Regions from separate parts of the Mus musculus genome. Here region 1 is linked to region 2. Evidence: chromatin contacts called from ENCODE Hi-C or POLR2A ChIA-PET data. All regions are on one chromosome and are shown on one strand. The core of a region is the stretch at or near the end of the contact, and the rest is flanking DNA. Distances in the headings are between cores, read along the strand shown.

Evidence for each region. Hi-C counts contacts between places; a loop is a spot of excess contacts on that map. ChIA-PET counts read pairs that join two places held with the same protein, here RNA polymerase II (POLR2A).
Region 1: POLR2A ChIA-PET joins it to region 2 with 14 read pairs in embryonic stem cell. The contact joins the promoter of Fads1 here to the enhancer-like site in region 2. A Hi-C loop is called at or near these places in 3 of 37 maps with a recorded cell type or tissue (adrenal gland, left cerebral cortex and v-Abl transformed pro-B cells). POLR2A ChIA-PET finds 5 or more read pairs at or near these places in 5 of 5 experiments (Patski and embryonic stem cell).

What each region holds. Positions count from the first base shown.
Region 1 is chr19:10,180,820-10,186,258 of GRCm38, reverse strand. Fads1 (fatty acid desaturase 1) reads right to left here and starts at 3,371. Exons shown (of 12, transcript NM_146094.2): 1 at 2,995-3,371; 2 at 1,222-1,332; 3 at 377-574. The coding sequence starts at 3,207.
Region 2 is chr19:10,131,576-10,136,817 of GRCm38, reverse strand. No RefSeq gene overlaps it. Among named protein-coding and RNA genes, the nearest start is that of Fads2, 33 kb to the right of the region's middle. Within about 2 kb of position 1,962, at least 1 of the 3 ENCODE cell types and tissues checked has a DNase peak (open chromatin) inside an H3K27ac peak, as active enhancers do.

The DNA of each region.
Region 1 (5,439 bases), core at 2,122-4,621, 48 kb before region 2:
CCATGGAACCCAGGTTCCAATTCCCTCTTGGCCCCTGAGTCACATGTGAGCTGAGGCAGACCATACTCCCTTCTTTCCTCTGAAGTGCCATGACTTAGGACAGACTGGCATTCAGAAAACAGACTGTTAGTACAAATCCTGGTGCCGGACCATGATTGGCTGGCACTATACTGGGTAGCATCAATGGTGGGAAGGGAGCCAACCATTGGTTCTTGGCATCCTTGGGACTGTGGTAGAACCTGAACCTGAAATTTCAGAGAATGTGTGTTCTCTCCCTGTGCCGAGTCTCCTGTGAATCTACAGACCCCAGGAAGGATTCTTGGCCTTGATGTTTTCGCTAGGAATTCTGAGAATAACCAGGCAAAGCCACTCTCACCTGAACTGTACTGAGCAGTACTGCACAGAGGATGAAGGGCACCAAGGAAGTTCCAAAGATCCAAAGGGTGAGCCAGGCAGCCACATCCAGCAGCAGGATGTGAAGCAGGTAGACCAGGAAGAAGAGGTGGTTGGCCTTCATGAGGCCCATTCGCTCTACTGTGGCCCGCAGCTCCCGGAATTCATCAGTTAGCGCTTTCTGTGGGAGACGGGGGCTATAATTCTTCTCAGTGGCACCCCTAACCCTTGAAGAGAACCTCCCGTGCAGGTAGCTGTGGGAAGTCCACAGTCTTAGGCAAAGATACCCTGATGGGGAAGGAGGATAGGAAAAGCTCCTATAAATGGCATCATGTCCGGCAGCTAAACAGACTTACTTTGGGTCTCTGCAGCTTAAACTCTCTGAGCGTGTTTTCTTATGTGTGCATATATGAAGAGTATTTTATGAGTTTACATTGGTACATGATGCTCAGTAAATAGGTCTGCTGTCAGTGATGGGAGCACTGCTGATGGGAGCACTGGTGATGGGAGCACTGGTGATGGGAGCATTGGTGATGGGAGCAATGGTGATAGGAATACGAGTGATGGGAGCTCTGCTGATGGAAGCACTGGTGATGGGAGTACTAGTGATGGGAGCATTACTGGTGGGAGCACTGATGATGAGAGCACTACTGGTGGGAGGACTGGTGATGGGAGCATCGGTGGTAGTAGCACTGGAACAAGCTCCAGTGGGCTTATTACCCCATGACTACTCAAGACTCCCAAGAACCGTCACCTGTGATCCTATGCAGGCATTTGCCCCCTCTCCCTCCACAACTAAGTCTCCAAACAGCAAACATGGCCTCTCACATTCTTGGTGGGTTCAAAGCTGGGTTGCTCCGGAGCCAGCTCTCCAATCAGAAGAGAGTTCATATACTTTCTCACAAGACCCTTGTTGATGTGGAATGCCACAAAAGGATCCTAAAAATACAGAGAGAAGACAGTGAGGACCCCTGTCTCCCAGGCTCCCAAGGGCCTCACATCAAAGACCATCCTCCAGGTCAACAAGGTTTGCATCAATGCTGATGCAAGGCCTCCTCCCTCCTCCCTACTGTTCTTCCAGATGTCAGTCCCAGATCACCTGGCATTTGGGTTTCCACTGAAAGGGCACTACACCAAAGACTGGAAAGACTCCGCTGAATGCCACAAACACGGACCTGACGAAGCTAGCCTTCATGTCTACAGACACTTGGTGTAGGAATTTAGCACAGGAGAGAAGCAGCTTGCGGGAATAGGTGGGGCTATGAGGTTTTTGTTCCTACAGTACTTTCAACATGTCCCTTTCTTTCTTAGCCAGCTTCTGTTGTGAGGAAGACTCCCTACCTATGCCAGCGCTGGGGAACTCTTCACATTTCTTCCTCCTTTGGGCAGGGTTCCCTATTTCCCTCAACATTCTGACCATTCCCGCTCCGGAATAGTTAATATGGGTTATACAAGGTGGGTGGGAGGGCCTTAGGGAAAAAAAGCTGTAAGCGGAGGTGGAGTCCGTGGTCAGTGGCACCACACATCCAGACCAATCGCTGTCCTTGCCATGAAATCCTAGGCCCCCAAGCCACACAGAATGGGAAGCCTAGACGGAGCGGGTCTGCTCCATCCTTTCATGAACCGGTATAGGAATGCACTGCTGTTTGGATTCTGGGTGGTTACTTCTAGAAACCGGCTCCTTCTAGCCTGGTCGCTAAGGCCCTCCACCTCTAACTTCATGGGCAACTTAATAGGAACCCTGAGGACCCCGGGAGCACGTTAGACTGGCAGACAAGGAGTAAGAGGTCGGAGGGATGGCATTAGGTAGTTAAAAGGGAGATGGACCCAAATGTAGAGACCCAACAGATGACAATCCTGTCAAAGAATGCTCTGTCCTAAGTCATTCCTAGTCCGGCCCTCGCCTCTGAGGGAGGATATGGTCTAAAAAGAGAAAACAGGGCCACTAGACAGAAGCTGGGGTTCGTACTGACTCTTCCTTCAGTAAGCTACAACGGAAAAGGGACGCGACCCCGCGAAGTGTCTAATCGCGCGGGAGCCCTATTCCCTCAATAGTCGACCTCCCTGGCCCAAGTGACCTCGCACTAAGAATCCGAGTACAGTTTTACGACTCCAACTGCAAGCTGTCTTGGACCGGCTCAGGTTCATTACCCTACCCTCCGGGCTTCACAATGTACAGGTGATGCCCAAGCACCGGGTCCTCAGTGTCATCCCTAGCGCAAGCAGTCCTTTCCCACTTCCTTTCCGCTCCGAATCCCAACTTAGGGCCAGTTCTCTAGGTCAGACAAGGCTGTGTTCACCCTCCTAGCCTGGCAGACAGGACGCGACTCCCACTCTCTGCTCAGACTCCTCCTCCCACCACCGGAGGTTGCAAGTACCGTTGAACGGGTGCCTGGAAAGCTCATTCCCTCCTATCCAACCCATGCTTGAGACTCCAGAGGCAAAGCACGGATGTGCAACCAGCCCTTTGTTTGAGTGTGCGTGTCTCCGGCCACCGTCTACCGCTCCGGTCTCTCAGGCGCTTGCATCCCGGGTTCAAAGGCCTCTCTCCCCGCCAATGTCCCTCCCCGAGGTGCAGATGCGCCTATTGTCCGCTCTCACCGTGGCATCCTGACCCGCGTAGTGGCTGATGACCCGGGAGCCCCCCGGGTGGCGGCGGCTGAAGTCGCTGATGTTGTACACCTTCCGGTCGATCACGAGCCATCGCTCCTTCTCCCGCCCGGAGCGCTGCGCCACCTCCTCCCAAGTAAAGTAGCGCGTTTGGCGGAGCTGGGCGGAGGCCGGGCCAGGGGTCGGCACCGGGTCGGGAGCCATAGCAAGCTTGGCGGGGGAAGCTGGAGTCTGAGAGGTGCGCGCTCCGGGCCGCGGGGCAGCGCACGCCAGGCTCGCGAACTAGGGGAGCGTCGGGCTGCCTCGAGCGCGCGCCCGGAGACCGCCGTTCGCGCGCAGGGTTTTCAGCACCCTTGGCGCGGACCGCCGAGCCCCGCGGCGCGAGCTCCCATTGGCTGAGCCGAGTGGCGTGGGGCGCGAGCTCCGCCTCTCTCGGGTAGCAAAGACAGACTCCCCACTCCCCGGAGAGACTCAGGCTACTTCCAGCGGCAGAGACGCGCCCCCTCGCGGGGCCTGAAAGTGGTCTCCAGGCTATTCCACTTCGGAATTTATTTATTTATTTTTTTATTGAGCATGGTAGGGATTGATAGGATAACGGTTCCTTTGAGTGCGTCACAGCTTGATGTAGCTAAGGCGGAGGTCCCAAGGGCGCATAGAAGCTTGGTGTGAACATATAGAAAAGAAAACAGTTCTCATGTTGCTCAGGCCGGCCCCAGACTCACTGTGTAGCTGAGAATGACCTTGAACCTCTGACTCTCCTGAGTTCTGGGTTTACAGGCACTGCTTTCCACGTTCTGTTTCATACAGCAGATTGTGCTAAGGCAAACGTTCTGTCAATTTCCTGCCCCTAGGAAACACGTGACAAATTAAACACAGTGGCTTTAGCAAACAAAACAGCATCCTGACCCAGTAGCCGTTCAGAGATCCCCCTTCCTAGCAAGGTGGGCAGTTAGCATGTGTGGAAAGAAAGAGGACTAACATAAAGAAAGAGACTGATTGGCTACAGTTCCAGGCTTTTGCTCACGTGATAGCCCAACGCTAACAGAAGTCTTGTCTGCTATGATTGGCCGTCACTTTTGACTTACAAGAATATAGTACTTAGGAACACACACACACAATTAACACATGCACGCATGCACACACACACATGCACTAACTAAAATGTGATGATGATGATGATGGTGGTGGTGATGATGATGATGATAACAATACTAATGATAGCTCTATGGTTCAGGAGGAACAGTTGCCTGATGCAAAACCCAGTGACCTGAAATGGATCCCTGGGACCCACAAGATGGAAGGAGAGTACTGACTTCCACAAGTTTTTCTTCTAGCCTACATTGCCTGCAATTCATGGCAGCACACACACACACACACACACGTAAATAAATAAATAAATGCAATTTTAAAAACGATTTTAAAACAAAAATAAAACGAAGAAAGGCCAGCCTTGCCTTCTTTGTATGTAGTTTAACATTTGCAATTAGCTTTAGCATTTTCTATTTCTAGTGATCTTAGTTTCGTATTGTGTTTTGTTGTTATTTTTGTCCCTGGAAGCAGTAGCCCTGGCTGATCTGGAACTCACTGTGATGAACAGATTAGCTTCGAAGTTGCAATGATCGCCCTGCTTTGGCCTCCCAAGTGCTGTAATCATAGGCAAGCACCACTGTGTTTCACTATATTAATTAGAATTATACAGGTTTAGTGGCCTTAATTGTCAGGAGACAGTAGGACGCAATCAATCGTGAAGTTTGTGTGACAGCCTCAGCAGTGGTTACACCAGCAGTGTGTAGACTGGTGAATCTAGCAATCTCTATTTCTGGAAGCATGAGCTTCTTTAGAGCGCCGTTTGCCAACTGTGGCACAGAGCCTGTTCTCTAACAATTCTGTGTATTGTGGGTCTTTCTGCAATAGGGAACTTTACTGGGAACAAAACATCTCTATTCTCCTTGGAGTTTCGCTCTTGCTCTGGCTAAGTGTGAGAACTAAACTGTCTGCACGGACATTCCTCAGCCTCAGTTTCCCGTTCTTGATAATGGTGCTAAACCATTCTGGCATAAGAAGTATTAATTTTATATGAAAAATTTATCTTATATCTTACTACTTAAAATCTTTTAATTTTATTTATTTATTTATTTATTTATTTATTTATTTAGAGTATTTACCTGTGTGTGTCAGTGGAAAAAAACCATACATGCCACAGCCTATATGTAGATATCAGAAGACAAACCTGCGGGAGTCTATTCTCTCCTTCTATCATGTGGGTGTTGGGGACTAAACTCAGGTCATCAGGCTTCTAGGAAGTACCTTTACCTGCTAAGCGGCCTTGCTGTCCCTTTATCACATGTTTTGAACAATTAATGCTTAGATTGCTGTATTAGCTGCTTTTTCCCAGCTGTGCCAAAATACTGACAAGGTGCAGCTTAAGAAGGAGGG
Region 2 (5,242 bases), core at 713-3,212:
CCTTAGAGCCATCTCTAACAACCAGAAAAGAGGTAGGAGCCTTGACGACTAAGGGGCATCAGTTTGTTTACTCATTCAGAAAAATGGCCTGGATTTCTGTTGGCGGGGGCAGTTCTTCTTGTCCATCTCACTCTCTGTCTCTCCCCTACAGGGGTTTCTAGAAAATGAGATTTGTTAGAGTTGCCCAAGGATGGGTGGGAAAGGCATTGTTCTCTTTAAGGCTTATTTTTCCCCTCCTTAGAATACGGAACAAAACACCCATGGAAGGAGTTACAGAGACAAAGTATGGAGCTGAGACCAAAGGATGGACCATCCAGAGACTGCCCCAACCAGGGATCCATCCCATAATCAGCCACCAAACACAGACACTATTGCATACACCAGCAAGATTTTGCTGAAAGGACCATGCTATAGTTGTCTCTTGTGAGGCTATGCCAGTGCCTGGATAATACAGAAGTGGATGCTCACAGTCAGCAATTGTATGGAACACAGGGCCCCCAATGGAGGAGCTAGAGAAAGTACCCAAGGAGCTGAAGGGGTCTGCAACCCTATAGGTGGAACAACAATATGAACTAACCAGTACCCCCAGAGCTCATGTCTCTAGCTGCATATGTAGCAGAAGATGGCCTAGTCGGCCATCACTGGGAAGAGAGGCCCCTTGATCTTGCAAACTTTATATGCCCCAGTACAGGGGAACGCCAGGGCCAAGAAGTGGGAGTGGGTGGGTAGGGGAGCAGGGCGGGGGGTGGGGTGGGGAGGGAGGGTATAGGGGACTTTCGGGATAGCATTTGAAATGTAAATGAAGAAAATATCTAATAAAAAATTGAAAAAAAAGATTCATTTTTACTTTATGTGTATGAGTGTTTAACTTGCATGTATGACTGTACGCTATGTACATGCGTTGCTCGAGAACACTAGGAGAGGGCATCAGATCCCCTGGAACTAGAGTTACAGGTGGTTTTCAGCTGCCATGTGGGTACAGGGAATTGAACTTGGGTCCCCTACAAGTACTTCTAACTACTCCTTTCTTTAGATTTTTTTTTTTTGGCTGCATTTGTGTTCCTGGTGTACATGCATATGTATATGCATGTTTGCATGTATTTGGGTGTGTATGTGTACTTGCTCTATGTGTGTGGACATACCTGTGAATGTCTAAGGCTGGTATCAGGAATCTGCCTTGATTGCTATCCTCTTTTATGTATTGAATCAGGGTCTCTTATTTGAACTAGAGCTAGGTAGGCTAGTGAGGCGGCTGGCTCTGCCTTGTAAGCACTGGCATTGCAGGCAGATCACTGTGCCCATTTGTCCTGTATATGAGTGTCAGGGATCCAACTTCTGCTCCTCCATTTTGTGTAGTCTGCACTTTACCCACTGAACCATTTCCTGAACCCTCTTAGTTTTGAGACAGAGTCTCATGAACCCCGATCCTCCTATCTCCATCTTCAAGTATTAAAGTCATAGGCATAAGCCACCCACCGTACTCTGTTTATATAGTATTGGAGACTGAACCCAGGACCTTATGCAAACTACGAAAGCATCTGCTAACTGTTTTTGGATGGCTTGTTCAGTAAGAAGAGAGGGAGCCACAAAAAAGGAGCCAAACGAGGCTCATGGTCAAGGATTTGGGCTTCATTCTAAGATGAGTGAAAAATCTGGGGTTTTATGACTGACACAAAGGGACGTGCATGGGTTTGCTATAAAGCATTCCTTGGATGCAGAGTGACAGATGCAAAGAGAAAGCAATGGTGGCTTCTGCTTTAGGTAGTGGTCCTGGCCAGCAGGAAGGGGGTGCTGGGGCAGGCAGAGAGGACATTATGGTTAAGGTTTTAGTATTCTAAGGTCATATGGTTCCAGCAGAGCTGTCCAGGCAACAACAGCTGGAGAGAGCACTCTGGCCAGAAACTGCAGGGCAGAGGGCCAAATAAGGAAATTGGAGAGTGAGAAGGAAATCTTAGGACAAGCCCCAGGCGGAGTCCACAGTGACAGGAAGGAGCCAGCCAGGAGAAGGGAAGATGGGAAGGGAAGAGCAAACTGGAGACAACAGTTCATGGCAGCGGGGTAAAAGGACAAGGGGGATGTTAATGAGTGTCAAAAGCTTCTTAGAGAGCCTGTGAGGTGGGCACTTCCCAGCAACCCTGATGACCTGAGTTTGACTCCTGAGGTCCATATAGCAGAAAGATAGAACCAGCTCCTGCAGGTTTTCCCTCCAGCCTCCACATGTGCATGTGCCAGGATGCACACACACACACACGAATAAACAAGTGAAAGGAATATATTTTCTTTGCTTCGTATAGGCTCTGAACAGAATCTACTGGAGTTTGCAATAAAGGGCCACTGCAGTCCATCCATCCACCCATACTTAGTCTCTCTTCCTCTCTCCCTCCCTCCCCCTCCCCTTCTCCATCATCCCCCCCCCCCAACGTGTGGTGGGAGATATGGAACCCAAAGCCCCGTGCACTTTACTGCTGGACTCTATCTGACCCACCAATACCATGATCTTAATGACCTGACAGAGGTGAATGCAAATGTAGTGAGCTGAGGATACAGAGGGAAACCTTCTGGATATTTAACTCTAACATCAACTCTGTGCGTGGTTTTGCGGCAGAGGTCTAAGAATTTCTCTTTATATTCTGTGCTGGACAGTTTTATGTCAACACAAGCTAGAGTTATCTAAAGGGAGCTGAACAATAGCTGACAATAGTAGAATAGGGGGCTAGAGAGATGGCGCAGTGGGTTAAAAGTGCTTGATGCTCTCTCAGAGGACCTTGGTTTGATTCCCAGCATTCACTTTGAGCGGCTCACAACAACCTGCAACTCCAGCTCCAGGAGATCCAAACCTCTCTTCTGGCCTCTGTGGGCATCACACACATTGGGTGCATATTCAGACGAACAGGCACACACACACACACACACACACACACACACACACACATTAAAAATAAATAAATAAAAATTAAAACAGAGCAATTGTAACAGCATGCTAATGTTAATTATGTCCACAGAAATAAAAGTGAGCATATATATATATATAATAGATATATATATATAATATATATATATAATATATATAGTGTCCAGTCTCTGATTATGACAGGACTCTGTGGTGAGAGTCACTCAAGTGATGAAATCTTCACAGGTGAGTGACAGTGACAGAGCATCAGGTCACTTTGTTAGGGTCACTTGAACAGTTGATGTCATAATCTCGTGGCTACCATGTGACCAGAAGGTATTTTGTGGATACAGAATAGACAGGGTGGACAGAGGGGTTACTCACATTGTGGGCAGACTGAATGGGCCAGATGTGAAATGCCCCTGGGCCACTCAATACTTAAAACATGTAACTTGTTTGTTTGTTTTTTCTAGAATTTCCATCTCATATTTTCAGGCTGTGCTTGACCAAGATCTGAAACTGTGGAAGGATACACTTGGCCATGACCGCCATTCTGCTGCGCTTTGCTTGCAGCCTGTGAGAGAGGGTATGTTTGCACATGGTTCACTGTGCCTAGTTCTTGAGTCACCTGGCCATATCCCTTCTGCTTTCTGTTGAGATGAGAGTCTCCTTTCACTGTTTCATAGGTGCTCTGTACTAAATGTGAACATAACACTTTTTATCTTCTGGTTGTTTGTCACTGGGTTTCCTTTATGATATTTTCCTTTCTGTAAATTTATTATTGTGTCTTAATGGTGGGGCACATGCCACAATGTACCTGTGGAAGCCAGAGGACGACTTTGTGGAGTTGGTTCTTCCTTTCCACTTTCTTTTGTTTTGTTTTTTCGAGATATGGTTTCTCTGTATAGCTCTGGCTGTCCTGGAACTCACTCTGTAGACCAGGCTGGCCTCGAACTCAGAAATCTGCCTGCCTCTGCCTCCCAAGTGCTTGGATTAAAGGCGTGCTCCACCACGCCCGGCCTCCTTTCCACGTTCAAGTGGGTTGTAGAGATCAAATTCAGATCACCAGGCTTGTATGGCAAATTCCTTGAGCCACAGAGCCACCTTGCCAGCTCTGTTTATGACATTTTCCAAGCCAGATTGATCTCCTTGATTCTCTATCTTTTTTATTTTTGAGGCAGGGTCTCAGTGTGAGGTTTAGACCTCAAACTCTCAATCCTCCTGATAGCGTTACAGACAGAGTTAGTGAAATGAGAATCTCATTCAACAGAACGTTGGGGGTGGGGAGTATGGACAGAACTCAAGAACTAAACGTAAGGAATGTTGTGTTAATGTGCCCACTGTCAGGAGTCACCAAGGGCTGCAGCACGTGGCCCTGGGTGACATGTGTGTGCCACTATACCTCATCCCAATTTCCCCTCCTTTCCCTTAACTCTCATTTCTCTTCTTTGAAAGCCTAATTAGAATCCACAGTTTCTTACAGACTAAAGAAACAACATTACTTGACCCTCTTTCCCTTTGCAAACACAAGCGCCTTCTAGGGTGAGTAGGCAGGCTCTCAATGTTCTTCCTGGATTTGCCTGGATACCCTCTATAGACAGACCAGCATAAACCTGGGGCAATCAGCCATCGGGGTGAGGTCCCAGTACTGAACCATTTCTAATCTTTTCAGGAAATTTTCAGAAGTTCTAAAACTGTCCTTAGCCAGTCCCAGAAATGGCTACCTCTCTGTGAACCTCACACCTTGACTCCCACCCTTGATTTTTTTAGCTACCATGTATGTGTGTGTTTGCTACTTTCTGTTTCTGTAACAAAATACCTGAAGGGCAGGCTAATTTATAAAGAAAGAAGGTTTATTTGGCACACAGCTTTAGATACTGAAAGTCTAAATAGGACTTCACAGGCTGTGGTGAGGACTTTCCACGTGACTGTGTCTCCTTATGGTTGGTAGCAATGGTAAGAACTTGTTGTAGAAACAAGAAATTATGTCTCAAAAAAGGAAACTAGAGTCACACTCAGCTCTATGCTCTATTCTAAACTTCCTTTAGAAATATATTTTCTTCTTAAAGCAGCACCCTAACATCCAGGATCACCCTACTGAGGCCATTTCTTTTTTCTTTTTTCTTTTCTTTTCTTTCTTTTTTTTTTTTTTTTTTTTTGGTTTTACGAGACAGGGTTTCTCTGTGTAGTCCTGGCTGTCCTGGGACTCGCTCTGTAGACCAGGCTGGCCTTGAACTCAGAAACTCGCCTGCCTCTGCCTCCCAAGTGCTGGGATTAAAGGCGTGTGCCACCACGCCGGGCGAGGCCATTTCTTGAATCTATCTGATGTCTTAGTTACTTTTCAATTGCTCC